6 separate regions of the Mus musculus genome follow, and regions 1, 2, 3, 5 and 6 are each linked to region 4. A link is a loop called in an ENCODE intact Hi-C map of the cell type or tissue named here. Cell type or tissue: left cerebral cortex. All regions are shown on one strand. Links, peaks and the distances in the headings refer to the core of each region. The heading gives the core; the rest is flanking DNA.

Region 1 (4,893 bases), core at 570-4,569, 51 kb before region 4:
TGATGGGGGTGTAGGACCTAGAACTTTTCCAAGTCTGTCAAACTCTTTGTTTGTTTGTTTGTTTGTTTAAGGGTCTCGTGTAGCCCACGTTGACCTCAAATTCACTAGGTAGCCAAAGCTGCCCTTCGACTCCTGATCCTCCTGCCTCTGCTTCCCATGTGCTGGAATCACAGCCATCCTATCACCTACCAGTCTCATTCTTAGCATTCTATTCTTTGTCCCGGCTTTGCCCAGGCTGACACACCTTGGAGGAGGTAGCCGTTGAGTCTGGCTTTCTCAGTGCCTGTGAGTATAGACTCACTCATTCCATCTGGGCCAGAGCCAGCAAGTAAGGCACGTTTACAAATCGGGACTCAAACAAGTTCTAAGGGATTGGGGATTGGGGGTGGGATGGAGAGAGGAGGCTATTTTGTGCTTTTCTGAGGCTGTGACAAAATATCAACCCAAAACAACTTGTCCAGCAAAGAGATTATTTCATCTTACATTTTACAGTCCACCATCAAAGAAAACCAAGATAGGAACTTGGAGAAAGCAACAGAAGCAGAGATCATCGAGGTCTGCTGCTTAGTAGTTGCTTCCCACCTGGCTCGCTCAGCTACTTTTCTTATATAAAACATAGGCCCACCTGCATAGGGATGACACCGCCCACAGTGGGCTGGGCCCTTCCACATTAATTAGTAATCATGAAAATGCTCCACAGGCATGTCCATAGGCCATTCTGATGGAGGCTATTCCTCAATTGAGAATCCCTTTTCCCACAAAAGTGCAGGTTGTCTTAAGGTAACAAAAACAAACTCGAAAAAGGGTCTTCTACATTCAATTCTCTCCTAGAGGACAAAGAGGTTAAAGACTCTGAGAAAGTCAGTAGTAAATGGCCTGTTGGTGTGGGTCATTAGTTTTGTTTTAATTTTATTCATTTATTTATTTTAAGATACTCTCACTGGGTTTCCCTGGCTGGACTGAAACCCTCTATGTAGTCCAGGCTGTCCTTGAACTCACAGAGATTTATTTGCCCCTGCCTCCCATATCATTCTCTGACTAGTTTTGTTTTTGAGACAGAATCAATAGCTAGTGCTGGCCTCAAACTCCCCACATAGTAGGATATAGCTCAGTAATAGGTTTGAACTTCTGACCCTGAGCCTCTGCCTCCCAGATGTTGAGATTGCTGGCTTGAGTCACTGTGCCCATTTTATGCACTGCTGGAATTGAACCCAGGTTCTCCTGCCTTAAGTGTCCTAACAACTGAGGTACATCCCCAGCTATAGATCATTTATCTGTAGAATCCCCTAGCAGTCATCCTCACTGTAAAGTCCTGGGGTTACCCCTGGAGACTTTGGTCACCCTCCCTTCTCCTCCCCCTGAGGGTAGGGTGGGCGTGGGTGGGTGGTGGACAGACACTCCTGTCCTCATTTGAGGATATAAGTTGTCCTGCCCACTGCGGCCTCCACCTGCTGGGGGTACTGAGATCTTTAAATAACCACCAGGGACTCCCCCCTTCTCACACTGTAGCTTGAGTCACCCCAAAAGCTTTCCTTTCCCCCAACATCCCTCTCCAGGGCTTCCTCTCCCATCTGAGTTGCCTCTCTGAGGTCATGGGCACCGCAGACCACATTTGGCAAGAACCTACAGGGAGTGGGACCGCTTCTTGAAGAGCTCTCTCAGAACTGGTGACCCATTGGTCAGCTTCTCTAGCTAGGACTCTACCTCGAACAGAGGAAAGAAACAGGAGACTGAAGGTGGGGACGGGGGTGTGGCGACAACCCAGCACTGGCGTCTGGGAAAAACGAAGAACCTAAGCTGCCTGGATCCCTGAACTTTTTACTCTGTAAATGACAGATGAATGACGTTTCTTATGGAGAAGCCCCTCCCATCTCACCTCCCGCGGTGCTCAATCCCATTCCCCAGAAGGGAACTGGCTATTTCCCAAAACTCAGACACATCCTGGCTGGAGCTGGCTGTGGGCCTGGCACCCCCGGGCAGCTGGGCAGGGCGGGGTGTCCTGGAGAGCCACGGATGGGCCTCACACCCAGGCTGGGCCAGGACACCCAGTCCTTGGCTGAGGCCCAAACCGGCTCTGTTTACAGAATCTGTCAGCCTGGTTCCCCTCCCCCATCCACCACTTCCCCTGGAGTCCTGGGGGCTGGGAGAGGACAGGCGGGGCCAGTGGGAGCCCTAGCCGCCGGCCTCCCCATGAAGGCTCTGATATTCATCTGTTCCTAGCATCCTTTCTTCTGGCGTCCTTCTCTAAGCCTGGAGCAGCACTTCCAACTCTGAGGCAGGTGCATTTCAAGGGGGTTCGGTAGAGACAGAGCTTGCCCCCGAGGGAAGCTGAGATAAGAGGTGCAGAGATAGGCTCGGTGCCCAGCGGTGCCAGGGAGATTCCCAAGGGCTTCCTGGAATTCTCTCTAGACAGAGGAGAATGAGGCTTTCTGCTTCCTCCACACCCCAAACCCGTGGGCCCCTCGGAGCATTTCCAGAATTCCTGGAGGCACCTAGAGCAAAGTGGATTAGCCTGGAGGGTAGATTCGGGACTTTCAGGTCTACGAAGTCCAGTGACGAGGATACCAGGCGAGCCTACATGGTGACTCAGCTCCCGCCAGCAGCAAGGAAGCTCTGCGTCGGAGAGCACCGGGTTGGGGGGGTGGGGGTGGGGATGGGAGGTTGTCTGGACGCCCCGCCCCCTCTGCTCCGGGAAGGCCAGCCCACCACGCCCAGCTTCTCAAACGAACAGCAATTCCCAAGGGTTTTCTTCCTTCTGTGTGAAGTTACTGACAAAAGGCTGGTACTTGCGGAGAACTCTCTGTGATAACTTACCTTCCTTTAGAGATAAGGAAACTGAGGCACAGAGAGTCCAAACTACTGAGTGGCTGGACTGTAGTTTCGAAGCAAAACATCTTTGTCCCAAGTGACACTATGCTAGGTGATAGGGGGTGACCCCCAATGTTATCTTCCTAAAACAGGAACCTGGAGATGCCCGGGGCCTAGGGGCTAACTCTGTTTAAAAATGTGTTATTTTTGACCAGGGTGGTGGCGCTCGCCTTTTATTCCAGCTTTCGGGAAGCAGAGGCAGGTTGATCTCTGAGTTTTAGGCCAGTCTGGTCTACAGGGCAAGTCCCAGGATAATCAGAGCAACATTGAGAAACTCCCTCTCTCTCTCTTTCTCTCTCTCTCTCTCTCTCTCTCTCTCTCTCTCTCTCTCTCTAAAAAAAAAAATCAAAGCTGCAGGAGTGCTTTCTCTAGTCCATTTGCTGACAGCCTGCCTTGGTGTCAGAAGTGCCCCATTCTTGAGTTTCCTCATAGCCTTCTCTATGTTTACAGATTAATCTTTGAGACCTAAGATCTTCTTGTTCAGCAATAGGCCCAGACCCTTAGCTCTTACAGGGGCGGGGTCAAGACTAGGGCAGTGCCACAGAAAGGTAGTGTTAGTCTAGACCTTTCATCCCAGCGCTCTGTAGGTAGAAGCAGGTGAGTATTAGGCTAGCCTGGTCTACATAGTGAGGGGGGAGAGAGAGAGGGTCAGAGAAAGAGACAGAGAAAGAGAAAGACACACAGAGAGACAAGAGAGAGAGACACAGAGAAAGACACACACACACACACACACACAGAGACACAGAGAGAGACAGAGAGAGAGAGAGAGAGAGACTAATTTCCAAATGTTCAAAAAGCAAAATCCAGTGGAGTAGCAGGGCATGGTGGCACACACCTTTAATTCTAGCACTTGGAGGCTGAGGCAGGCAGATCTTTGTGAGTTCAAGGCCAGCCTGGTCTACATAGAGAACTCCAGGCCAACTGAAGCTACACAGTAAGACCCTGTTTTAAAACAAAACAAACAACAAACCACACAAAAGGCACCAATGGGATGAACAGTGTCCCAGGGAAGAAGTGACTCAGAGGGCAGAGAGGAGATGCCCTCTCAGGCCCAGCCCCCTGTGCTATCAGCCAAGCAGTGTCTGCTTGAAAGTGAAGGCTGGTTCTGACAGCTGCAGAGATGGAAACTTTCCCAGACTCTCCCACTTCCATCCCCTTTGACCCCTTTCTGCTAAGCCCTGTGATCTTAATGTCTAGAGACCCACAGGATAGGCGGAAAGAGAGCCACTCCTCATCTCTGCCATGCATCCCTGCCTCAGTGTGTCCCTTGGTCTCAGTGACCCGTATTTGCAGATCTGAGAGGCTCTGAGTCATGGGAAACTCTGAGGAGGGGAGGGAAAAGGAAATGGTGAGATGGGACCCTACTCTGTGGTGGAGACGGTTTGACCTGGCCCTGTCTAAGATAAAAGGACCTCTCAGAAAATCATGACCTTAGGCAAAAATCACTTTAATCTCCCAGGGCCTCTGCAAAATGAGAGAATTCCAATACCAGACATCCTTCCAGGAAAGGCTGATGGTTGTAGCACTGAGTGACTCTTCTGACCAAGCATATGAGGGTGGGTGCCCTCCAGCTGGCCCAGCTTTGTAGGCAAACTGTCTTCTTCTCAGTTGATTCTGGAAGAAGTCAGTCCCCAAGACCAGGAAGAGGAGAGAAGAGAGCAGGGAATTTGAGCAGGGAGTCCATGGGATGGGTTTCCTGTACTGGGAATGGCTCAGGAAACCTGTGTCCTAAAGACAGATGATGCTAAATCCAACTTCCTTGTGCCAGGCATGGCCCTGGGGCTTTCCAATGGGTGTCTCTGTAGGCCTGTTCTATGCAGATCACGGTTTAACCTCCAGGCTACACTCACACACACACACACACACACACACACACACACACACACACACACACACCGACAGTTGTCTTGCAGGCTAGGGTAAGATGACCAGGTTCATTGTGAGGAAGGTCTCAGGGCATCATCCTTCCCTCCAATTTCAGCTGACGTCATAGGCCAGAGCAACTCTACCCAACAGGCTGGCGCT
Region 2 (4,893 bases), core at 553-4,552, 250 kb after region 4:
GGACTGGGAGAGAGAAAAGGGAGGGGAAACTGTGGTTGAGATGTAAAGTAAGTAATTGGCCACAAAACAGGCCTCAACCGATACAAAAATATTGAAATTATCCCATGTATCCTATCAGATCACCACAGACTAAAGCTGATCTTCAATAACACAACATAAATAATAGAAAGCCAACATTCACGTGGAAGCTGAACAACACTCTACTCAATGATAACTTGGTCAAGGAAGAAATAAAAAAAAAAGAGATCTAAGAGTTTTTAGAGTTTAATGCAAATGAAGCCACAACATACCCAGACATATATGGGGCACAATGAAAGCATTCCTAAGAGGAAAACTCATAGCTCTGAATGACGCCATAAAGAAACTAGAGAGGCGTACACTAGCAGCTTGACAGCACACCTAAAAGCTCTAGAACAAAAGGAAGAAAATTCACCCAAGAGAGTAGACAGCAGGAAATAATCAAACTCAGGACTGAAATCAACCAAGTGGAAACAAAAAGAACTATACAAAGAATCAACCAAACCAGGAGCTGGTTCTTTGAGAAAATCAACAAGATAGATAAACTATTAGCCAGACTAACTAGAGGGCACAGGGACAGTACCCTAATTAACAAAATCAGAAATGAAAAAGGAGACATAACAACAGAACCTGAGGAAATCCAAAACATAATCAGATTCTACTACAAAAGCCTATACTCAACATAACTGGAAAACCTGGATGAAATGAAAATGGACAATTTTCTAGACAGATACCAGGTAGCAAAGTTAAATCAGGATCAGATTAATGATCTAAACAGTCCCATTTCCCCTGAAGAAATAGAAGCGGTCATTAATCGTCTCCCAACCAAAAAAAAAAAAAGCTCAGGACCAGATGGATTTAGTGCAGAGTTCTGTCAGACCTTCAAATAAGACCTAATTTCAATTCTCCTCAAACTATTTCACAAAATAGAAACACTAGGTACTCTACCCAGCTCATTCTATGAAGCCACAATTATTCTGATACCTAAACCACACAAAGATCCAACAAAGAAAGAGAATTTCAGACCAATTTCCCTTATGAGATGTAAAGTAAGTAAATAAATAAATAAATACATTAATTAAAATATATTCTATGAGTATTTTGAATGACAATACAAAATGAAAAAGTTGATAGTGCAAGATACTACTAAAATACTTATATTATTTTATTATTTCTTTATGCTTATTTATGTTTGTGTCTGTGTGTCTTTGTGCACATGGATGTCCACAGAGACCAGAAGAGAGTACTGGATCCCACTCTGGAGTTAAAGCTGACTGTGAGCTGAGAACTGAACTCTGGGCCTTTGGAAGAGCAGCAAGCACTCTTTAACCATTGAGCTGTCTCTCTAGTCCCATATTTAAGATACATATATTGTCCTTTTAGAAGAATATAGTAATGTAAAGGTAGAGGACCAATCATAAACACATTTATTTTAAACAGTAAAAAATTTGAAAAACGTATTTACTAAGAAATGAGAGGAAAAACCAAGACCCATAAAGGGATTGTTCATAAAACATGAAAATAGAATAGTGTAAAAAAAAAAATGTTCTCTAAAGGTTGATGTTTTATTTTCCTTTTCCCCTTCCTTTTTTCTTCTTTCTTTCTTTCTTTCTTTCTTTCTTTCTTTCTTTCTTTCTTTCTTTCTTTCTTTCTTTCTTCCTTCCTTCCTTCCTTCCTTCCTTCCTTCCTTTCTTCCTTCCTTCCTTCCTTCCTTCCTTCCTTTCTTCCTTCCTTCCTTCCTTCCTTCCTTCCTTCCTTCCTTCCTTTCTTCCTGCCTGCCTGCCTGCCTGCCTGCCTTCCTTCCTTCCTTCCTTCCTTCCTTCCTTCCTTTCTTCCTTCCTTCCTTCCTTCCTTCCTTCCTTCCTTCCTTCCTTCCTTCCTTTCTTTCTTTCTTTTTTTGACAGAGTTTTCTCTGTGTAGCCCTGGCTGTCGTGGAACTAGCTCTGTAGACCAGGCTGGCCTCCAGCTCACAGAGATCCACCTGCCTCTGCCTCTGGGCTGGGATTAAAAAGTCTGCACCACCATCGCCTGGCTAACAGCCTGTACTCGTAACCTCTGAGCCGGCGTGCTGCTACCACAGACTCTTCTCTGTGAACCTGTGAAGAGATGGCCAGAGAACCCCACCACGTAGCCTCAGACCAACTTCTACTGTGAGCTTCTGAGCTACGTAACCCAACTGCCCACTTGATGTGCCTCCCTTGACCAGCATCTCAAAATGAGTTCCTGGGGCCAATGAGAGGGCTCAGTCGTTAAAGGAGCTTGCTGCCAAGCCAGATGACAATGACGTGAGTTTGGTGCCCTGAATCCATGGCATGGAAAGCAAGAATCGATCCCTACATTTGCCTAACGACTTCTACCACAAGCTGAGCCTCACCCCAGCTCAAAAAGTAAATAATGAATAAAAAGAAAACCAGATCCTTCTCTCATGCTCAAGTTCCTGGGATTGTGTTTGCCTTTCACGCAGCGATGCTTGATGCCCCTCTCTCCGCCTCCACAGAGGTCGGGCAAGGAGACTTCTAAAGCCATCTTCCTCCTTATCACCTAGCTCAAGCCTCCTAAGAAAGCCCTCCAACCCCTGCTGCCCAACCCAATGTGAACTCATTTCACAGAGGAGCACTGGCCCCGTGCTCGCTGGAGGATTGGACCAAGCTGTACTGGTTCGAGGCCTCTGCTGGTCAGACCGGGTCAGAACAGGCTTCTGAACAGGACCCCATTGAATTCTAGATAGGAGAAGCAAAGGAGATGGAAGGTGGGGGTGGGGGAGGAGGGCTTGGTGTGCTCTGTGACAGACAAGTGGCCCTCTGGCACCATCTGCTGGGCAGACTACTGAGTGGTGATGGTTTGGGGGCATTAGCTAGGATAAAGCTGTTCAATTACAATGCCCTGTCTCTGCCTTCTGTGAGCCCTTGGGGGTACCCATCTGTTCCAGTAGGTTCTCCATTCTGGGGTGGAGTAGAGTAAAGTAAAGGGCATTCTCTTCTGATGAGCTTTGGCTTCCTGTGGTGAGATAGCCATAGCCAGGTTCAAAGTCTGTCTCCTCACTTTTCTGATGTGTAATCTGGCACAGTTAATGTGGCCAGCTACAGCTTTGCCATCTTGCCCAGTGTTACAGAATTGAGCTCCTGCCTGGCACACTAGTTTACACAATACCATTTATCAGCTCCTAACTTGTAGGGAGGCCCACAACCTGGGCCTCTGGTGGTATGGCTATAGATGTGTGTCCACCAACTTTCTCCTCTGTCACTTAGATGTGGACACCACTCTTGCCTTGAGCTTCTGATGAAGCATCCTGAGGTGAGGAATGTCACCCATCAGAAGGCTCTACAGAAGATGGCCCAAGTAGAGGCAAGGATGGACCTTTCTGGAGCTTTGTCCAAGGTCAAGGGCCAAGGCTAGACTCTGGGCACTAAGCCCTCCTTCCAGAAACTTCCCTCTCTATGCTCCTCCAGCTTTGGCACAGGGTGACTGGGCAGCCACAGAAGCTCCAAGGTGACAGACACTATTCAGAGCACTTCTGGAGGATCTGGGTTCTGCTTCCAGCACCTATATCAGGAGTTCACAACCATGGCCACAAACACCCATAGCTCTGGTTCCAGGGGACCCAGCACCCCTTCTGGCCTCGGAGAGCATTTGCATGAATATGGTGCACATGCATACATTTAGGTACATACACATAGATATAAAACAAATCATATATTAACATTTTTAACATTTATTTTTTAAAAATTTTCTCTCTCTGCCGGGCAGTGGTGGTACACACCTCTAATCCCAGCACTTTCCAGGCAGAGACAGCTGGATCTTTGTGAGTTGAGGCCAGTCTGGTCTACAGAGTGAGTTCCAGAACAGCTAGAGCTACAGAGAGAAACTTTTTTTTTTAAGATTTATGTATTACATGTAAGTACACGGTAGACACTCCAGAAGACACTCCAGAAGAGGGCATCAGATCTTGTTATGGATGGTTGTAAGCCATTATGTGGTTGCTGAGATTTGAACTTAGGACCTTTGGTGCTCTTAACCACTGAGCCACCATATGGTTGCTGGGATTTGAACTCAGGACCTTTGGTGCTCTTAACCACTGAGTCATCTCTCCAGTCCCAAGAAACTTTGTCTTAAAAAAAAAAATTTCTCCCTCTCCCTCTCCCTCTCCCTTCCCCTCCCCCTTCCCCCTCCCCCCTCCCTGCAGACCTGTTGCCAAGGCAACAACCACCATATTCCTAGAATCCACTTGGCTCATCTCCCACCTTTTTTTTTTCTCCCCAGACAGGGTTTCTCTGTGTAGCCCTGGCTGTCCTGGAACTCACTCTATAGACCAGGCTGGCCTCGAACTCAGAAATTCGCCTGCCTCTGCCTCCCAAATGCTGGGATTAAAAGGCATGCGCCACCACGCCTGGCTCTCACCTCCCATCTTTCCCTGTGATTACATCATCATCCATATATAAAGAAAGGGCCCCCTGCCGGGTGTGTGGAAAATGCCTTTAATTCCAGCACCCGGGAGGCAGAGGCAGGGGGATTTCTGAGTTAGAGACCAGCCTGGTCTACAGAGTGAGTTCCAGGACAGCCAGGGCTATACAGAGAAACCCTGTCTCAAAAAAACAAAACAAAACAACAACAACAACAACAACAAAAAAAAAAAAACAAAAAGAAAAAAAAAGAAAGAAAGGCCCCCCTGATTTCTCTCTCTCCTCTCTCTCTCTCTCCTCTCTCTCTCTCTCTCTCTCTCTCTCTCTCTCTCTCTCTCTCTCTCTCTCCTCTCTCTCTCTCTCTCTCTCTCTCTCTCTCTCTCTCTCCCCCTTCTCTTTCTGCCGCCCCTCTCTCTCCCAATATACCTCCCATGGAACTGTTTGGCCTGCCGTGGTCCTTCTGAAGCAGCACAGC
Region 3 (4,893 bases), core at 629-4,628, 150 kb before region 4:
AGACTCGGGCCCAGCCTTCACTTTCTCTTTCTTCTCAGGGCTGCTGCCCTTGGGACCCTCTCGGCCTTTCCTTTTTGAATCATTCTTCTTGCCCTTTGACCTCCTCCCAGAAGGCTCTGTGTTGGAGAAAGAGTTAAACCTGAGTGGCTGCCTATGGGTCGTCTATCAACTGGGTCTACCAACAGTGGTACCAAGGTCAGAGTCAGTGTGGCAGAAACCGGGGCAGCGGGGGCAGCCCACAGCTCTATGAAGGATAGAGGAAGGCATAATAAGTCCTTGTGGGACCTAGACTTCAAAGTGCACTACGAACTGGACTACAAACCCCACAGACCCTGGAGAGTTCTACTGAGTGGAAAAGGTGACTGGATGCTATATGGACCAAATGCTAGGGTAAGGAGCTGGACATAGGGCAGAGAATCGTGATGTGGACATAAGAGGCTTAGACTCTGGGCCTGACACCACAGCCAAGCTCCTTGCCTCAGCCTCCAGTCCTGTTTGTGCAGCCAAGCACAAGACAGGAGGTGCGGGTTCTGTATGTGGTCCTTTGCCCTTTGGTCTGCAAAAGATGAGTCCCCGGCTGCTCAGCAGGGGCAGGGAGGCAGGAAGGCTTCTGGGAATAATGTCAAAAGAAGGCAGAGCTCTGTGTTCTGAGCTCTTCTCAGTCCCCAGAGCCTCTAATTAGACCTCAGTCTCCCGGCCTGTAACTCAGACCCCACACCTAGTATTACAAGGCCCCTAGACCGTCCATGTGTCACCCTGGTTACAGCCTTACATGTTTGTCTCACCCTGGTTACAGCCTTACATGTCTGTCTCACCTTGGTTACAGCCCTCCATGTCTCACCCTGGTTACCCTACAGCCTCCTTAAGCCCCTCTCTCCTCCATGTGCATCAACTTTAGGCATTGGCAATGCAATGCTCTTAACAATGGTTCCTACTCACAAGGAGCTTGAAGGGTCCTCAGACTCTAGGTTAGGGTGCAGACCCTCTGGTGTATAGGAGACCATGACAGAAGGTGCTATTCCTACCGTGCTGCCCTCAGCCTCCTTGAACACTGACACTTGTGTGTGGTCTCTAAGTACAGTAGAGTTCCCCTCATCGCTTCCACCCCGTGTGCCATGATTGACTGCACAGCCTGGGACCCCACTTTCCTCTCTTCTGGACTTGGGTAGGCTTCATGACTGTCAGTTCCATGGGGCCGTGACCTACGCTGACCTCTGTCATTAGCAACAGTCATTTTCTTCTCTCTTTTTGTCCCCTTTGATTACGCTGGGTTTGACTCCCAGCACCTGCACGGTGGCACGTGACCATCTGTAACTCCAGTCCCAGGGGATCTGACCTTCATAGGCAGACACCAGGGACACATGTATCACATGTACAAATATGCAGACAACACCTATGTAAACTAACTATGTGTAAGAAAGTGGTTCTTACATAGTCCAGGATGGTCTCGAACTCTCTAAGTAGCAGTGCATAACCTGGAATTCTTGATCTTCCTGCCTCTACCTCCCAAGGGTTAGAATTAGATGTGTGTTTGCACCATCTGGTTTTAGCCAGTGCTGGGGATCAAACCCAGGGAGGCTTCATGCCCTATAAAGTAAGCTACATTCCCAGTTCCTCAGAGGCCACAAGAGGGCGCTGGATGCCCTGGAACTGGAGGTATAGACAGTTGTGAGCTACCACATGGGTGCCAGCAATTGAAGCCATAGCCACTGGAGGAGCAGCCAGTACTAAATCCCTGAACCTCCAGACCCCCTCCTCTACAGGTATGTACTGCCACACTTGGCTTTGATGAATGCTGGCGATCCCAAAGGGTAAATGGAGCAACTCAGCTACGGGCAGAAAAGGGGCAACCATTCCCTCTGAAGACTCGCAGCAGCACTCCCTCCTCTTCTCACGTCCCAGAATGACCCACAAGCTGAGTCGGTAGCGGCAGGCATATCTCCAAAGCTCTCTCTACCTAGCTGCCTTCTGCTGTGTATGTTCAACGTCTGAGTGTAAATAATGTTCCTGTGTGGGGGGGTGCGTGTTAAGCTTATCTTCCCTTCACATGTCCAGACTCCATAACTATCCAATTAAGCCAATGTCAACACCTTTGCTCCTGGTTTCTCGATCTGCTAAATGCATGTTATACCTAAAGGATAGAAGACACATCTGATCAGAGCCTGAGTTTCATCACATGACACCACAGAGAGGGCGACACAGCCACATCTCCACACAGCTGCCTTCCTGAAGACTGAACCCTACGCTTACCAGGGTTCAGGGGAGCTGGCCAGCTCTGACCTGTCTTGAGCCCAGCAGAGTCAGGAAGACTGTGGTCTGCACCTGTCCTTGTGCAAGCTAAGCCACTGTGGATGGAACTGGGCTATCCCAGTGATGCCCCTGAGGGTAGAGGCTTGAAAGCCACAGTCCAAACTCTGTTTTCTCGCCTATCAGCACAACCACGGCCTTCACTGGTTCCCACGTGGATCTGTTATGTCCGTGAGAAGGAACCTGACTGAAGGGTTCTGGTCCCAGGCCCTTCCAGGCCGCATAGACACATCTTCCCAGCAGGGGGCGCCGTGCCTACCTCTGCAAAGGTCTTGCTCAATAAGTTTCATCTGTAGATGGAATATCTGCTCCTGAAGTTTACAGATGGTGTGTTTCGTTCTCTCCCGTCTTGTCACCATGTAGCACAGGTTCCTTACCTGAAGGGACACAGGAGAGATTTCTCACCTCACCTACTGCTGGCCATCTCAAGGGGCCTCGCCGCTGGGAAAAAAAGCAGTGTTTTGAACACCAGCCACTGCTGCTGCCTCCCCTCTGCCTTAAGACAATTGAGAATTCACCCCGAAACCCTGAGCATGCAGGGAGTATCTGGTCTCGAGCTGGCAACCCTCTCTTCCTGCCTAACACCCGCCTTTCCCAGCAAAGCAACTCTGCAGCAGATACAACCATCATGGCAAAACGCAGGCATGTCCCAAGGCACAGGTATCACTGTACTTTCAAATGAACACAATCTGGCAAAATAGCTTTTCCAAGTCTACCTGCTATCCCGGGACCTGAGCCAGGGCCTTGCCCCCTGGGCCAATGCTCCCATATCCACAGCAACATGATGCCTGACTTTATAAAGGACAGCAGCCCCTGACTCCCTTGGGCCAGCTGGTTAGAGTCCCTACAGTAGGCTTTGAAGTCATCTGGCTTAGCCCAGAGGACGGGCACACATTCTTCAGGTTGGCTGGCAGGATATGAAGTGGACCTGTCACTGCCTGTTCAGGGTTCCTCTATCCCCTAAGGACTGCTCTCTCACATACTTCCAGGCTTCAGCCCTGGAGACGCTCCCTCCATCTGGTATCACCTTTGGGCTCATGTGGAGTTTTCCAGAAACAGGGACAGTTACTGACCATAGCTGCTCAGCCTGGATCCTATTCCCACTCAGGCCTCCCTTTACACAGTTGCCAGGTGGTCTTCAGGTCTTACTTAGCTGCCTGAGTTACCTTTAATTAAGAGCTTCTCCTTCCAGCCAGGTGTGGTGGCGCACGCCTTTAATCCCAGCACTTGGCAGGCAGAGGCAGGCAGATTTCTGAGTTGAACCTCTGCCTCTCCTTCCTATGACTCCGGCCTTCCTAGCTCGAGGTAGTATGAGCAGATCTTTATCAGGTGTGACCTTCCTTTCCCTTCTGAGACTACTTGAGAAGGAGATCCTAGGAGGTCCAGTGCGGCGGACAGCATCACAGGAGGGATTCAATATGGACTCTGCCATGACATCCCGTGTGACATGTACTCTGCTGTGACATTCCATGCGTGTGTGTGTGTGTGTGTACTCCTCACCTGCACTGGCAACACCAGGCCGTCAGGGTTCACTCATTGCTGACTCCAGCTTTATCAATTCCCATGTCCAGCCTCTTCCTCCAGGGACAGCCCTGGGTTTGAACCACTGGTAGCAGCCTGTGCACCTCTTACCATGACCCACTTTCCAATCAACCTCTTCTTCACACCCCTCTCCTCCTGCACTTTAGCCTGGCTCTGTGCCTTCCTCCATTCTGGAATAAATTTGTATAGGGGCCAGCATCTCTTTCTTCCTATTGCCTGCCACCCAGCAAGGCAGGAAGAACTCCCTGGAGCAGATGGCCTAAACCGGGACACCCTAGCCCAGCAGGAGGTGGTGACAGTGTACTGGAAAAAGAAAGGAGAGGCAAAACCAGCAGGGGTGGGGGGGGGTGTAAGCAGGCCCTGGGGGTGCACCCTCCGGGCAAAGGGGAGTTGTAGAAGACTTATGGCTGAAAACTGGACTCATCCCCACTACCTGTTCTCTTGGTCCACACCCACAACTGACCTATCAGTACATTTGCACCAGTCTCTCCTTGTGGCAGATACCAGCTCTCTTCACAGCCTGGTTCCACCCTTCCCCATCCCCCATCCTTTCACAGGGACAGTAAAACAATCCCTCAGCAATGCTCTTGAAATGCAAATCAGACCACTTCCTGGCAAACTTACACCTTCCAGGGCCTCGATGGCCTCTACATGGGTGGAAATCCGCAAGATTTCCTGCTGGGAACCTCAGAATGGGACATAAGGTCTCAGAAGATAAAAGTAGCTAAGATGAAGTCATCTCGGGTTGGGGTGGGCCCATGCTTGATTATGACTGAATGAAGACAAAGACCTGGAGAATGGAGTGCTGACTGACTGGGTGGACAGAGTGACTGTGTCACCAGCCAAGTGCTGTTAAGGATTTTGGCCAGGGACCCCAAGGCAAACAGCGAGATCAGAAAAGGAAAGGGTCTGTTTCCCATGGTTCCTCTCCATCCTTGGAGGGACGCAGGGGTGAGGCTACCACATACTCATCTCCGATGACCGAGAGCTCCGGCCACCCTCTTGGGTCTCACACAAGGTCCATTCAGTCACTGAAATAAACTC
Region 4 (4,893 bases), core at 463-4,462:
TGACAAACCTACTCCAACAGGGCCACACCTTCTAATAGTGCCACTCCCTGGGCTGAGCCTATACAACCCATCACACTACCTCTGTGCCAAAAGACCAGGACTCTTTCCTCACAGATGCAGTGGGTGCAAGCAGCAGCCTCCTTGGAAGGTGTAGCCTATACCTTGTTTGAATTGCCCCGAGGGCCTTCAAGATAGAGTTTCTGATGGATATACTTGTCTCTGAGCTCAGCCATCCACACTCTAGGCTGCAGGCCTCTAAACCCGCTCACCGCCTCTGGGAACCCCCCAGAACACAGTGGTCAGGCCCACACAAATCAGGTCATCATGTCTATCTGCTTCAAGATGCAAAATAAGGAATATGTGTCTGAGGGTCTGGGAAAGGCCAGGTTAAAGTTCACTGGTCACCAGAAGATCTACATCTCAAAGAACCGAGATTCATCAGATTTAATGCAGATGAATTTGAAGTTATAGTCGCTGAAAATCAGCTTATCTTTGGTGTCTGTGGGGTCAAGTACATCACCATTTGTGATTTCCTAGCCCACTGGCAGCCCTTCACTCCTGAGGCTGACTTCCACATTCTGCCAATGTTTACTAATACCACTCACTCACATCCAAAATAAGCAAGCAAGCAAAGAAACAGAAACAGCAAACCACAAAGCAGATATACTGGCTCATGCCTGCAATCCTAAATGGAAGTCCAAGGATCAGTATTTCAAAGCTAGCCTAAGCTACCAAAGGAGTTTGAGACCATCCTGGGTTACCTAAGAACCTGCTTTTAAAAAGCAAGTACCACTTCCCATACATACAGCAGCAGCACACCTGTAACCACAGCATTTAGGAAGCTAAGGCAGGAAGGTTGAGACTTCAAGAACTCTCTGGACCACAGAAAGGGACACCATCTCAAAAACTAAGTAAATAAAACAACAAAACAAAAGCACATGCACAAAAAGCCAGACTAGATGGAAAGATGTGTCGTTGCCATGTTTGTAAACTAGAAGATTCGCTAGTGATATGTTAATTCTCCAATGAATCTATGTAGTCAACATGATCCCGTATGAAATATCAACAGTCTGCTTCTCTAGAAGTCAACAAAGAGATGCTAAAATTTATATCAAAATCCAATAGCATGGTGGAACACACTTAAAATACCAGCTCTGGAGAGGCTCAGGCATAGGCTTATGGCCTATGTTATTAAAAAACAACAAAACAACAACAACAAAACAAACAAAGCAACTGTAGTTGTGGGTGGCTGTAAGCCACAATGAGGGTGCTGGGAACTGAACCCATATCCTCTGGAAGAGCAGCCAGTTATCTTAACTCCCGAGCCATCTCTCTAGCCCCCATGCTCTCATTTCTAGACCAACCACTGCAGTACACAACCAAGGAACCAAGGATGTAGCTCACTGAAGCCTCCGCAGTGTTTTTAAGAGTCAAGCATCTTTCTCTGGTGATAAGGATGGCAGCAAATTTCCAGGCTCAAATAATTCTCCTGCCTTGACATATGGAGTAGCTGGGACAAAAGGTGTCTGTCACTGTGCCTGGCACATCAAATGTCCTCAGAGTCTGATCAGCTGAAGCTAGAATCAGAATTACCAGGGACCTTGACTCTGGGTATCTGAGGTTTCACTTGGGAACCTGCCACTGCAGTATCAGTCAGGGTATGGCATCTGTATCCTGGGACTCAGCTCTGGTCGCTGTTATCCAGTTAACTTGCTGACTGCTGGGGGAAAGCTGTTTCTGTCTTTGGATTCTCATGTTTGGTTCAGATGTTCCAAGCCGTAGTGTCAGCACTGTGTCTTCCTGAGGTGAGAGCACCCAGCTTGGTGCTGGTCCTCACTGCTCTGGCATTTGCGGACTGGATTGTATTTCTGCCTGCTGGGATCCTAACACTGCCACAGAAGCCACAGAAGGGAGCAAGCAAGCAGTTGTAGGCCAGCTTGGCCGTGTATGACCCTGGGGGAGCGGGAGGGAAGGATCTGCAATAGTAAACAGTATATAATGAACTTCCTTGAAGCCCACTCACCACTTAAGACCTTCACTAGATCTGGAGGTCCTGAGTTCTAGGCTTTCTTCTGACTCAAGCTTACATTTTATATTTTTACATTTATTTACTTGCTTGGTGTGTGTGTGTGTGTGTACATCAAAGTACCACAACTTGCATGTAGAAGTCAGAGGACAGTTTTCAGGAGTTGGTTCTCTCCTTCCACCATGAGGGTCCCTCACAAAGTCCTTTAGAGTGGGGCATCCTGGGCACGAAACAAAATGCCTTGTATGTACTGATTGGATGATGAATACAGCAAGATAGGAGAACACAACCTCAGTGAAGATGTTGAGATAACAGTGGATCCATAAAAGAGAGGACCTCACTCCCAAGGGACAGCCACAGAACTTAGGGCAAACCTCAGGTGTGGCTGAGGATAGACAGATGCCCGGTGAACGACCCAGGGCAAAAAGGGCACTGCAGAGTCCCAATGGGCACCTAGCTGCCAGCTCTATGCTGGCGGGCCTCAAGCTCCCCAGCAGTTGCCACACACGCTGGGTTGCACTAGACCTCCGTGCCCCGCGAGGGCGCTCCAGATAAGTCCTCCAGAGCACTCGCCCTCAGCCGTGGTCGCTCTAGCCGTGCGGCGGCGGCGCGGGGCGTGTCGGGAAAGCGGCGGGCTGGTGCGATCCTTAGCGGCGGCAGCGGCTGCGGCAGCGGGAGCCATGGTGGGTGGCGAGGCCAGCGCCGCGGTGGAGAAGCTAGTTTCCGGCGTGCGGCAGGCCGCCGACTTCGCCGAGCAGTTTCGTTCCTACTCGGAGAGCGAGAAGCAATGGAAAGCGCGCATGGAGTTCATCCTGCGCCACCTGCCTGACTACCGAGACCCACCCGACGGCGGCGGCCGCCTGGACCAGCTGCTGTCCTTATCCATGGTCTGGGCCAACCACCTCTTCCTGGGTTGCAGGTGCGGACCCCCGACAGCTGGCTGACCTTGTCCCCATCAGTCGATCCTCAGCTTGGGCATATACACTGCTCCACGCTGAACCTGGCGCCAGCCTCCTACTGATCCCCTCTTAGCATTCCCTCGGGAAAAAAATCTCTCCTCTGAGCCTCGCTTTTCTCTTGTGAATGAGTGGTTGGGATGACTACAGCAGCTGAATGATAGGGCGTGCAGTGCAGGTGTGCTCCAAGGCGGCCGAATTGCAATGGTCATTGTTATTACTGTTTATTAGCCCAGAGGACTTCCTTTCCAGAGTGTGTTTGAAGTCTATTAGCTCCTGTCGCCCACGTGACAAAAGTGCAGACTCTTCCTCTAGATGAAGACACCTAGCAAGAGGATGTGATGTATCTCACCATTGGTGGGTTTCACGCTAAGGCAGGATGTAATCTTTTCTCCCCTTTCTCTTCTTGGCTTCCCTCTTAGGAAAGTAACCCATGCTATCTTGTTGCTGTCCTAACTCCCCGCCCTCCCCAGTCTTTGTGATCACACCTGGAAGGCAAGAGCCTGGCCTTGAGATATTCCACCTGGAAATGACACCAGGTTTTTATACTCCCTTGTGATTTTTAATTTTTTTTTAAAGATTTATTTATTTATTATATGTAAGTACACTGTAGCTGTCTTCAGACACTCCAGAAGAGGGAGTCAGATCTTGTTACGGATGGTTGTGAGCCACCATGTGGTTGCTGGGATTTGAACTCCGGACCTTCGGAAGAACAGTCGGGTGCTCTTACCCGCTGAGCCATCTCTCCAGCCCGTGATTTTTAATTTTTGAGGCAGTCTTCCCTTATAACTGAGACTGGCCTCCAGTTTACTGTGTAGCCCAGGCAATCCTAGAACTTGATCCACCTAGGCAACCACGTCCTGAGAGGCATGCATGGCCAGGCTCTTCCAGGCTTCTAGAGTTTCGTGAGGTTGTGTTAGAACAGGAGACCCTCACTCATACCTGATTTTGTAGTGGTCACAGGACCCCCTCCAGGCCAAACTGCTTGGTTTACTTTTTGGGTTTTGTGTTAGGGATGAAACCCAGGCCCTTACACATCCAAAATAAGCACTCAGTCACGAGCCTCATCACCAGTGCTGAAGCGGCTTGGTTTCAGATGTTGGGATGATTTGTCAGAACCGGATGTGGGGACGCTGAGCTAGACACACCCATCACACACACAGGCCCATCCTCCTTCCTGCGGTGCCCTTTAAAATCTGAGATTACAGAATCCAAACTCAGACACGTGACGGAGAACTGAACAAAAGGGATAAATGGTGTTATTTTCATGAGACCAACGTTCTGTGTGTTTTAAAAATAATCCAATTTTTAGGCCCTCAAATCTCATCCATGAATATGTACCACCAGGTATATGGTGCTCCTGTTTCTGTAATTTTAATTTAACTTTTTGTTTGCTTGTTTATACCTATTTTAAATTTTATACCTATGGGCATTTTGTCTACATGCCTGCACTGTAAGAGTGCCTCATGCCGTTGGAGGCCAGAAGACAGCTTTGGATTCCCTGGGATGGAAGTGCAGGTGGTTGTGAGCCACCTGACGTGGATGCTGGGAATTGAAACTGGGTCCTCTGAGAGCAAGTGCTCTCAACTGCTAAATTATCTCTCCAAACTCCTGTTTTTGTAATTTTTAAAAAGATTTTTATTTTATGTGTATGACTATGTACAAATATGTACCTAGTATCCTCCAAGGCCAGAAGAGGGCGTCAGATATCTGAGACCTGAAATTAACAGCCATGTAGAAACTGAACCCAGGTCCTTTATAAGAGTCTCAGGTGCTGTCTTAGCTGCTGAGCCATGTCTCTTGCCTCTGTTTTTGTAATTCTTGGAACATCTGCTGTATTGGCATTGTTCTCAAGCCTAGTTTGTCCTCACAGGCAGGAAGAACTATTTGTTAACTTGTATGCTAAGCACC
Region 5 (4,893 bases), core at 462-4,461, 110 kb before region 4:
TACAATCTATTACTTCCTACGCTCACCTACAGATAGGGATTATTATCAATCCCACTGGCTGATAAGTAAACTAAGACCTCTGGTGCCTTTAACACAGCTGGAAACTACATTCAAACCTAGGCTGGCTGACTCCACGGTCAAAGGGCTCAAGACTGCAGGAAGGCTTACGGCACAGATGAAGTTTTCTAAATTCCAATGAGATTTCTGAGCGGAAGCTTAGAGGGCTGCCTAAAGCTCCAGAACCAACTTCCAGGAGGTGCCGAAGCTTTGAGCTAAGACCTGCCATTTAAGTGTCTAAGTGTCCCACTGCATGGGGGACATGACACGTCAAAGTTACCCCCACCCCCAACTCTATTCTGGCAACCTCTCATGCAACCCAAACACCCATCCGAGAGACCTGCAGACAGCCTGCTGTACATATACAGTGAAGCATTTGGCGGGGGCACTGAGGCAACCAACCACCTTCTAAGTCTAATAGAAACACTGGTTATAAATAACGGGAATATCCTGCCTGCAGCCCCAAACCTAGGGGAGTCAGTGTCTAAGGCTTACACTGAGATAATAAAGTACAATAGGGACCCGGGGACCCCCACATACAGAGTACCAATGAGAACCTAGCAGCTTAGATCTTTGACAGCCTCTTGGATAGGAGTCACCGGCCATTTACCCAGGCAATTTAGGGGAAAAGCACGCTGGATGGGAAAGCACTCTGGAAACATTTGCTGTATCCAGAGCCCAAACAACTCTGTCCTTAAACACTTCATCTCCAAGAGTGTTGGGGAGACCCTTGGCCAAACAGTTTCAAAGCCAACATTCACTGTTAAGTCCTGCTGCGTAGGGTGAGGACTCCCCTCTAAAAGGCATTTACTGTGGAACCAAATGCTTTCCCACTCAAAATAGCAGCCAACAGCTCTTGGAACAACCGAGGAGAGGGCTTCAGATCAAACACGACCCCCCCCCCCACACACACACCATGCAAACTTTCTCAATAAATTATTCGCCCACTTCGGATCAAAGCCTGCTTTTGCAGCCTGCGACCTAAAAAGCAAATAACATAGCCTAAACATAAAAGCTTATTCTTGACTAGGTCAGTTTTATTACTCATTCCTTCCCCCCTTTACAGTTCATTCTCTTATTTTCCTTGCCTGCTTAGTAGATTGCTCTGCGAGTCCTAACCCGCCCAAGGAAGATGGGACCGGAGGGCCTGGAGGGCTGGTGTGTTCGCCTGGGGCCCTAAGGGGGGGAAAAAGAAATCAGGCGAGGGGAAAAAGAAGTCAGCACCCTGGGAACCCAGGAAACAGGGCCAGGCTCGGTTGGCAAACCTCTGCCAGGATCTTCTGCCAAATGTCCTACTGGGAATTTTACCAGTGACAGGAGAGACAGTGCCACTCTGGGAGGAGAACCCAGCTCCCAAGCTCCGGTCTGTTTGCAAATATAAATGTTAAGGGAGCATCCTAACCTTCTTCCGGGCTCAGAACTCTTCATTTCTAAATGGGGGGCCCCGCCCCTCCCTAAGCCACATCTCTGAGAACAACCATAATCCCTCCCATTGACCTCTTGCAAACTGCCTCTGGGTAAAACTTTGTACCTCGGAATCCTGCAGATGAGGTGGGGGGGGGGGTGCTAGGGGCAAGGGTGAAGTTTGGAAATCTGCAGAGACCCGGGATAACCAGTGCAATGTACCCTCGGGCATAAAGACACCCGGCCCCCTTCCCCCGCCCCCCACCCAGCAGGAGGCCTGAGGCCAAGCTGTTTTTTTTTTTTTTTTTAAAAAGTGCACAGGCCGGCTGCAGCGGCTAAGTGGATTAGAAGAGGGTTGCGCGCCTCCAGCCTGCCCTTGGCGGCGGGCGACGGGCACGCAGGCTGGAGGCGCGCCGGCGTGATTCCGACCGCGGGAGCCGGGAGGAGGAGCCGGAGGTGGCTGCGGGGGGCTCCGGCCCAGGCGTAGGAAGGGCAAGAGGCGGTTCGGGCCGGGGGCGGTGCCAGGAGGTGGGTGGGCTTGACGCCCGGGGCGGGGGAGGGGTCTAGGGGACTCGGGGAAGGGCAACTGAGCCCGGGGTGGGGGCGGGGGTACTGAGCGGGGCAGAGGTGTGCAGAAGAGGGACCGGGCTGAGCTGGCTGGGCCTCTCTGGAAGGTAGAGGAAAGCCTCCAAGCCGGTTTTGCAGATGTCCTCACCCTCCGGCAGAAAAGCTACGAGTCTCCAAGCTGACCCAGGATCACCCCTTGCTCGGAGAAGGGGATGTCTCAGAGCCCAGGGATGGGCGGGAAGGGACCATGGGGAGCCACAAGTCTGCACCCAGGCGGGGAGTGGGCGAGCGAGAGCCGCTCCGCAGGCGCAGGCAAGTGGGTGGGAAGGAGGGAGGGAGAGGGAGGAAGGAGGTGAGCCGGGAAGATGCCACTGCCGGGGGCGGGGCGGGGCCGGGGATCCGGCAGAAGGACTGCAGCAATGTTTGGTGGGGGCGGGGGCTGCAATGTCACTCATTTTGGGGTCAGGTGCGTGTGTCCCAGGCAGGGCCCTCCACTTGTCTGCTGCTCTTAGGTACCACCCAGAGTTTTAGTAAGGGCGGAGGGAAGAGGGGGGAGCTGCAGAGTCGTCCCTGAAGCGGGACGCGAACCAGCAGAGTTGGGAGAAGGTAAACAAGGGCCACGCCCCCTGCCGTCGCCCCGCGAGCGCGCACCCGCCGCTCCGGCCGTCGCCGGTACATTTCCACTCTCGCGGTGCCTCTCCCCCACCGGACTCCCGCGCAGCACCGGAGAGCTGCTGTCCACTACCCCAGTATGCACCCTGGCTGCCTGGACTGCGCACCCAGCACTCACCTGGGAACGTTGTCCCCCGCCCCTTAAGAAGAAAAAAAAAAAAAACTAATTTGTGCAATGCCTCTGAACCCAAGAACCGAGCATGCTGCCCCCGCGTGCAGCTCCCTCGTGCACCCAGCCTGGAAAGGGGGCGCAGGGCGGAGGCGGTGGCCCCCGGAAGGTGTCTAGGACTGGACCGGCTGCACGTGAGCCCAGTGCGGGGTCATGTGCATCGGCTCAGCCCGGTTCGGCACCCGGACGTGCTGCGTATCAACAAAATGAAACTCGGGAGACAGAAGGGCAGATAGCTCCAGGTTTCCCGTGCCCCGGTGCCCGCCACTCAGCCTCCCCACCCCGCACCCCGGTAGCGCCGCAGCCCCTCGGGCCGGCCGGAGCCCGCGAGGCAAGTTGCAGCCCCAGCGCCCCCACCCGCCCGCGCCCCCTCGCCGGCCCAGGGGCGCTTTGCCGCAGTCATTAATAAAGAAGGTCGCCAGGCTCACCCTTCCAAAAGTTGTTGCATGCGCCCCTCTCAGCCTCCCCGCACTGTACTCTTTAAAACACGGCTGACCAACATGCGCAATCTCTCTCCCCAGTGCTGTGCGTCCCCCCCCCCCACCCCCCGCGCTGGCTTCCTAGAACAGGCAGCCAGCGAGAGAGGGAGCGAGCGAGCAAGAGAGAGGGAGCGAGGAGCACTGGCAGATCTGTTGAAAAAAAAAAAAAGCCCACAAAATAATGCCGTGGAGATGCGCAGGGCCCATCCGCTGGGGGCTGGCTCTTACCTTGCTCCGCGGTGCCCTCCCGAGGGGCGCTGCCCTCGGCTACGCGCGGCGGCGGGGGCCGGCGCGGGAAGGATGCTCCCGAAGCCAGGAGCTCCTGGGGCCGGCGCGGGAGGGCGGGGGGCGCGCATCCATCCGGGGTCGTGGCGAGGGAGGCGACCGGGCCGCGGCGCCCCCCAAGCCCCGCACCCCTGCTGGGAAGATGGTCAGCCCTCCAGCTCAGAGCTGGTGCCACTAGGAGTGGGCGCAAAGTAACTCCATGGACGCTACTCACCCCCCAAAAAAATAGCCTCCAACTGCGATGGCCGCGGTCGGCACCATTCACCAACCCCCTGTGTATGTTTCTGTTTCTTTTTAAACCAAGACTTCCTTGTGATCTCTTTAGAGGGGGAAAAAATGTGTTGGGGTGGGGGTGGGGTGGGGTGGGGGCGGGCAAGAAGAGAGGGAGGGGGAGTAGCCACTTTTTTCTAATTCACTCGGATCTCCGCTCCCGGCACCCCCCTGTCGTGTTCCCCCCCCCCTTCCCAGTTGTTTGGCTCCGGCGACAGTCCCAGGTAGCGTTGCGGCCCCCCCGGGGGGGTGCCCTACACGGTCACCCGCCCGCCTGCACGCGGGCCCGGACTCCTCGTGGACTCCGGGGCGCCCCCAACCCGCCCTGTCCCCAGGGCCGGGCCCGAGCGCCGGCTGAGCCCGTGCAAGTCCCATCAGGTCGGCTCACACTTCACACACTCACACACATACCCCGCCCCTCCACTCGCTCACTCACACTTTCTGCTCACACCCCGCCCCCTTCGCGCCCCAGACCCAGGCGGAGCCCCCCACAACCTTTAAAAAAAAAAAAAAGCAAGCTTATACTTAAAAAAATCTTTTGGCGCCATATTAATGACGTACTTAAAATTTGCCATTTCTCCCTGCGTCAAAAAGACGTTTCTTTGCAAATAACAGCTTGGAGGCGACACTCGCGGAGGAAACGAGGCTTGCACGGAGTACCCAGCTCGCCCGCCCCACCCCCAGGGACTCTGGTGCTGGAAGACCCTCGCCCTCCGCCCGGTTTCGGAATCACTGGTTTTAAAATCGAAATCGAATAAATCGCGTGGCGTTTTTTGCAGCGCCAGAAGTGAGCAGAAAGTGCTGGCAGGAGTGCAGGGGAGGGGCGCGCAAGGGGCTGGGGGAGGGGGCGCGGTCCTCCTCCCCCACCCACACCAAATGCAAACTAGCATCCTAGGCAGGGAAAGTTGAAATTGTGGGCGACCTCCGGAAGAGAGGGGCTGTCCTTAAGGGGAGGGGGTCCCTTCTTGGGCTTGTTGCCCCCTCCCCCTC
Region 6 (4,893 bases), core at 598-4,597, 68 kb before region 4:
TCTGGGAGACCGCAGGGTGGTGTTCCAGGCTTTAATTCTTGGTCTGTAAATTGTAGCTGTGAGTAGTGGTGGGAGGGGGGAGCCACCCTGTGTTACCACTGGCTGCTGAGAAGCCCACTCAGGAGTGGTCTTAAGGGACAGACACCGCCCATTCCTGACTCCTGGGCCAGGGAGCCCTAACCCACCTTGAAAGCCAGGATGTGGATCTGGGGATGTGCTTCAGATAGCAGAATGTTTGTGTAGTGTGCACACAGCTCTGGGTTCATCCCCAGCACTACATAAAATGGGGGTAGTGGCACATGCCTGTAGTCTCAACACTTGGGAGGTAGAGGCAGGAAGATCAGGAAATCAGGGTTATCCTTGGCTATATATGAAATCCAGGTCTAGCCTGGGATACTCGAGTCCTTGTTTAAAAAAAAAAATACTGCTTATGTTGGCACATGCCTTTAATTCCAGCACTCAGGTGTCAAAGGCAGGTGGATTTCTATGAGTTGCAGGACAGCCTGGTCTATACAAAGAGTTCTAGGCCAACCAGAGCTAAATAATGAAGCCCTGTCTCAAAAATAAATACTCTAAATAAGTAAATTTATTAAAAATTAAAAACATAAAACAAGCAAACAAGTCAAATAAACAAATGAAAGCCAGGCAGGTCAGGAGCCAAGACACCTTTTACAGAGGTCCCTACCAGGACTTGCATGGGTTCTAAAAACAATAAAACCCAGAGGAAAGTTCATTTCAGCATGCTATGAAAGCCACAGATGGATAGCAATGTCTTCAGCGGCACTCTTTTGGAATGTCATTACAACCCCACATCAAGGGGGGTGGGGAGACAGAGGCGAGGTGGGCATTCAAGTGTCAATAGCCAAACACCTGTGAGGTCTGTGGGGTGGGAGGGGTAGCCACCGCAGCCCCCTAATCCTGGAATATGTCACACTGAGCGTTACTGGGCCAGCCCAGGGTGGAGAGGGTCCACTGGCGGCCATGTTGGGTGAGCCACCGCTGCACTCCGGATGCAGAACAGAGAGCCTGAGAGTCAAAACCGGAACGTCTGTAGGAAAGTGGGCCAGCTACGGACTGGGAGAATTGGCAAGCGGAGCCTGATTGTTAGGGGCTGTGAGTCAGCCTGAGGAGACAATAGGAGCGGAATTCAGAAAAGGGTTTGGCCTGGGATATATATTTGGAAGTTACTCTCTGCCAAATGATGCTTAAAGCCAGGATGCTGGAGGAGGTGATCACGGTGGGCACAGTAGGTAGAGACAAGGTCTCCAAGACTTTGCCTTGGAGAGGAACAGGGGTGGGCAAGGACGGAGCACTAGTTGATGCCGAGGTGGGAGATAGGCCCCTCCCCCTTTATCTTTATTTTTGATACAGAATCTCATTCTGTAGTACAAGCAGGCATGGAAGTCACTATTAGGGCAGGTCTAACTCAAGATCTTCTTGGGTTAGTCTCCCATCCACGACAGAGTTGAAGGTGAAATCTTTTCTTTTTAAAACCTACTTATTTACTTGTTTGTGTGTGTCTGTGTGTGAGTAGGTGGGTGTATACATATGGAGGTCAGAGAACAGCTTGTGGAGCCGGGTCTCTCCATCCACTACACGGGTTCCAGGGATTGAACTGAGACCATCAGGCTTGGCCGCAAGCCCCTTTATCCAGTGAGCCACCTTGCTGACCCAAGATGAACTCTAGTATGTTAAAGAGACAGAGGGAAGGTGAAGTCCAGTGACTGACTGTGGAACTTAAGGATATGGAGAGAGATCCCTTTGATGGCATATTTGGACTAGTGAGGGGTGGGGATGGGGGTCTATGGGAATAAATATGAGACAGGAAGGGAGAAGGGCTTGAAGGAGGCGCAAAGGATCTCCTCCTCCCAGAAGTCTTGTCACAGAGGGGAGAGGAAAGAAGGAAGGTAACTGAGAGCATAAGGTCAGAGGAACTTTTCCCTTCAGAAAGGAAAATCAGAGGCTTTCTGCGTGCTGACGGAAACGATCAGAGAGACAGGGGAGCGTGGTTAGGAGAGGGTGAGCGCTGGTTGGCATGGAGCCCTGGAGAGGCAGGTGGGGTTGGCATCTGGTGCACAGCCGGGTGGAGTGGCACATGCCTGCAATCCCAGAAGGTAGAGGTAAGGAGGAAACTCAGGAGTTCATGGTTAACCTTGGCTTCATAGCAGTTTCAAGGCTAGCCTGAGCTGCGTAAGATCGTGCCTGAACACAGCAGAAGAAAGAAAGAAAGAAAGAAAGAAAGAAAGAAAGAAAGAAAGAAAGAAAGAAAGAAAGAAAGAAGAAACAGGCCTCCCTGCTGGGGGACAAGGGTGGGTGCCGCCTCAGTGGGAGGAAAGGCAGAGCGGATGGGCACAGATGCCGGTGGGTGGGGAGCCGCAGAGCCAGCACAACGTCTGTGCCAAGGGCTTCTATTTTCTTAGCAAAATCGGAAGAGGTTGTCAGCTGAGAGTGAGGTGGAGGAGGAGGTGTGAAGCAGTCGTCTAGGAGAGCGGGTGTGAATAGACTTGAGGGATGGAGCACAGCGGCCGGGCAGTCGTGGTCCTTGGAGTGGGACTGGGGGCTGAGCCTGCAGCTCAAGGGCATGGAGGAGCGAGCATGCCGAGGTTTGGAGTCCTCTAGCTCCACAAAATAGTGAGTGGAGGCTGGTCAGTGAGTGAAGGCTTGTCTTCAGTTCTGGTTGCCTGTGGGACCCGTGTGGGCATAGAGGACTGCATTGATTAGGGCTGTGCCTTTGCCAGATGACAGCACTATAGCAGGATCGATAGATAGGTAATGTTAGGACACAGCCTCCAGGCTGGGACAGGATCGGAGTGGGACACTGGGCAGATGAGAGTCACAGATGTTTGCTCAAATCAGTGGATTTCAGGGTGAAGTGTTGAGTTGGGGAACCAGAGGAGGGTAGGCGGCAGAGAATGGCAGGGCAGTGTCTGAAGTTGAGAGGTGGAAGGCTCACAATGACACACACATAACCATTCCTTGGGAGCCTGGCTATAGGAAGGGAGGCTGAGCTGTTGTAAAGAGTGAAAAGGAGACCAAGGGTGGGGGGTGGGGGGGGGTGGCAGGGATCGAGCTGTTTGTGTACTTGAATGCTGGAATCAAAAATTAAAGGTATGGGGGTACATGTCTTTCATCCTAGCACTCAGCAGTCAGAGGCAGGGGGATCAAACCTCTTTACCATTTTACCAACGAGCTGTTTTATAGCCCCTGCCCCTGCCATCGCTATTTTTTTTTAAATTAATTGTGTATGTGTATGAGTGCAGGTGCTCATGTGTAGGTAGGGAGGTCACAGGACAATTTTCTGAAGATGCTATTCTCACCTTCACCTTGTGTTTGAGGCACAGTCTGTCTTGTTCCCATTGCTAACATGAAGCTGGTGGGCTTGGTTAGAGACTGAGGAATTTCCGGTTTCCGCCTCTCATCTCACCGTGGAATGCTGGGATACAGACGGGCTGTGCGCGCCCCAATGTCATCGGGCTTTTCACATGACCTCCGGGACTAAACATGTGTTGTCATATCAGCAAATGCTTTTATCAGCTGATCCTTCTCGCTGGCCTGTTACTGGTCTCTAAGAAGGAGGATAAACAGGAAGTAATGTAAGAAAACACAGCGAGCTGGACTTGGTGGCATCTGCTGTCATCGCAGCTCTGGGGACGCTGAGGCAGGAGGCTCTCGGGCAAGCTTGGATTTTATAGAGACTATTTTCAAATTAAAAAAAAAAAGACAAAGGCACAAATTTCACAACATACTGGCACCTCTGTGTGTGTGGAGGGGGGGGGGGTGGGAGAACTCGTAATTGAACTTTCCCATGCCTAGATCTGAGGGGCACATGGATTATTCCAGAGAGCCGTTTCCTGTCAGAGCAGAAAATGACGATGACCATCAGAAATAGGGCTGAGAATATGGGAGTGGGGTTCACCTGAGATTCAGAGAGCCACGAGAAAAGGGGCGATGGGAAATGCAGTCTGAGAAGGACAGGGAGTCCCTGGGCTGATAAAGGGCAGGTGTTTGAGTCCCAGGTAAGTATTCATAGAACCAGGACAAAGCTAGAGGAACAGAGGTACGGGACTGGCACTTCATGCCGGTTGAAGGTGGTGTGGGATCTGAAACAGATCTTGCTAAAAGCAGATGTGGCTCTGGCTCCTCCAGATAGAGAATTTATTTATTTGGGGAGATGGAATGAACCCAGAGTCCTACCATTCAGTGCTTCACAGAGCTGATCCTAATACTAGACCACAAATACCACAGTGAGAGAGAAATATCCAGAAGTAGACTTGTACACACAGTACCACATTTGTTTATCTGCATATAGTAAAAGTTTGCCATCAAAATATAGAGATTAAAGAGTGCAGTTTGGGTCTGAGGGACACAATGGGTTAAATGATTAAATAAATCTAGGTTTTCAAAACCTGGTGCAGGTGGATTTAAAAGCTAGCGTTCAGCTGGAGATGCAGCTCAGCTGGTAGAACCCTTGACCTGCACACATAAGCCTTGGGCTGGATTCTCATCACTAAGTAAAATAGGGCGTGGTGCACAGCTGTAATCCCAGTACTCAGGAGGTCGAGGCAGGATCATCAGGAATTCAAGGACATCCTTAACAGCCTAGCAAGTGTGAGGTCAGCCTGGATTATATGAGAGTCTGCTCAAAATCAAAACCAAAAGCTGGAGAGATGTCCCAGCATCCAGAGCGCTTGCTCTTTCAGAGGACCAATATTGAATTCCCAGCATTCATACCCAGTGGCTCACAATGCCAGCTTGCAACTCCAGCTCCAGGGGACCTACCTGGTGCCCTCTTCTGGCTTCTGTGAGCACCCTGCATGCACATGGTGCACATACCTGCAGCTGGCAAAACACTCACACATATAAATAAAAATTTACAAAAATGTGGCACCGCCC

The links. Peaks named below come from ENCODE experiments on the same cell type or tissue, not always from the same donor. Only the 100,000 strongest peaks of a DNase experiment are listed, where the experiment ranks them.
Region 1: a loop joins it to region 4, with 4 times the contacts of the local background. A loop is called at or near these places in 13 of 42 quality-filtered maps.
Region 2: it touches region 4 in a loop (2.2-fold over the local background); 2 of 42 quality-filtered maps call a loop at or near these places.
Region 3: it touches region 4 in a loop (4-fold over the local background); 35 of 42 quality-filtered maps call a loop at or near these places.
Region 5: a loop joins it to region 4, with 6 times the contacts of the local background. A loop is called at or near these places in 25 of 42 quality-filtered maps.
Region 6: it touches region 4 in a loop (5-fold over the local background); 2 of 42 quality-filtered maps call a loop at or near these places.

Annotation. Positions count from the first base shown.
Region 1 is chr11:51,914,164-51,919,056 of GRCm38, forward strand. No RefSeq gene overlaps it. Among named protein-coding and RNA genes, the nearest start is that of Gm39822, 19 kb to the left of the region's middle. In left cerebral cortex, for the core only: no CTCF peak of the experiment used is centred there; DNase peaks (open chromatin) are centred at 2,078 and 2,535; H3K4me3 peaks cover 1,212 bases; H3K27ac peaks cover 2,128 bases.
Region 2 is chr11:52,217,673-52,222,565 of GRCm38, forward strand. No RefSeq gene overlaps it. Among named protein-coding and RNA genes, the nearest start is that of Olfr1371, 6.1 kb to the left of the region's middle. In left cerebral cortex, for the core only: a CTCF peak has its summit at 2,838 (motif pointing left); a DNase peak (open chromatin) is centred at 2,823.
Region 3 is chr11:51,818,513-51,823,405 of GRCm38, forward strand. Jade2 (jade family PHD finger 2) reads right to left here. Exons shown (of 13, transcript NM_001357588.2): 11 at 2,567-2,684; 12 at 1-116. Among named protein-coding and RNA genes, the nearest start is that of Gm30110, 34 kb to the right of the region's middle. In left cerebral cortex, for the core only: CTCF peaks have their summits at 1,633 (motif pointing right) and 2,544 (motif pointing right); DNase peaks (open chromatin) are centred at 1,657, 2,552 and 4,106.
Region 4 is chr11:51,965,013-51,969,905 of GRCm38, forward strand. Cdkn2aipnl (CDKN2A interacting protein N-terminal like) reads left to right here and starts at 2,619. Exons shown (of 3, transcript NM_029976.3): 1 at 2,619-2,945. The coding sequence starts at 2,707. In left cerebral cortex, for the core only: CTCF peaks have their summits at 2,556 and 2,755; a DNase peak (open chromatin) is centred at 2,597; H3K4me3 peaks cover 1,021 bases; H3K27ac peaks cover 552 bases.
Region 5 is chr11:51,853,735-51,858,627 of GRCm38, forward strand. It overlaps Jade2 (jade family PHD finger 2), which reads right to left and starts at 3,934. Exons shown (of 13, transcript NM_001357588.2): 1 at 3,577-3,934; 2 at 1,146-1,233. The coding sequence starts at 3,704. Gm30110 (a long non-coding RNA gene) reads left to right here and starts at 1,712. Exons shown (of 2, transcript XR_388628.2): 1 at 1,712-1,989; 2 at 2,187-2,863. In left cerebral cortex, for the core only: CTCF peaks have their summits at 1,848, 2,661, 2,860 and 3,477; DNase peaks (open chromatin) are centred at 1,321, 1,917, 2,333, 2,614 and 5 more places; H3K4me3 peaks cover 3,293 bases; H3K27ac peaks cover 2,540 bases.
Region 6 is chr11:51,896,466-51,901,358 of GRCm38, forward strand. It overlaps Gm39822 (a long non-coding RNA gene), which reads left to right and starts at 847. Exons shown (of 3, transcript XR_879835.2): 1 at 847-1,246. In left cerebral cortex, for the core only: a CTCF peak has its summit at 2,316; DNase peaks (open chromatin) are centred at 1,110, 2,057 and 2,399; H3K4me3 peaks cover 356 bases; H3K27ac peaks cover 1,436 bases.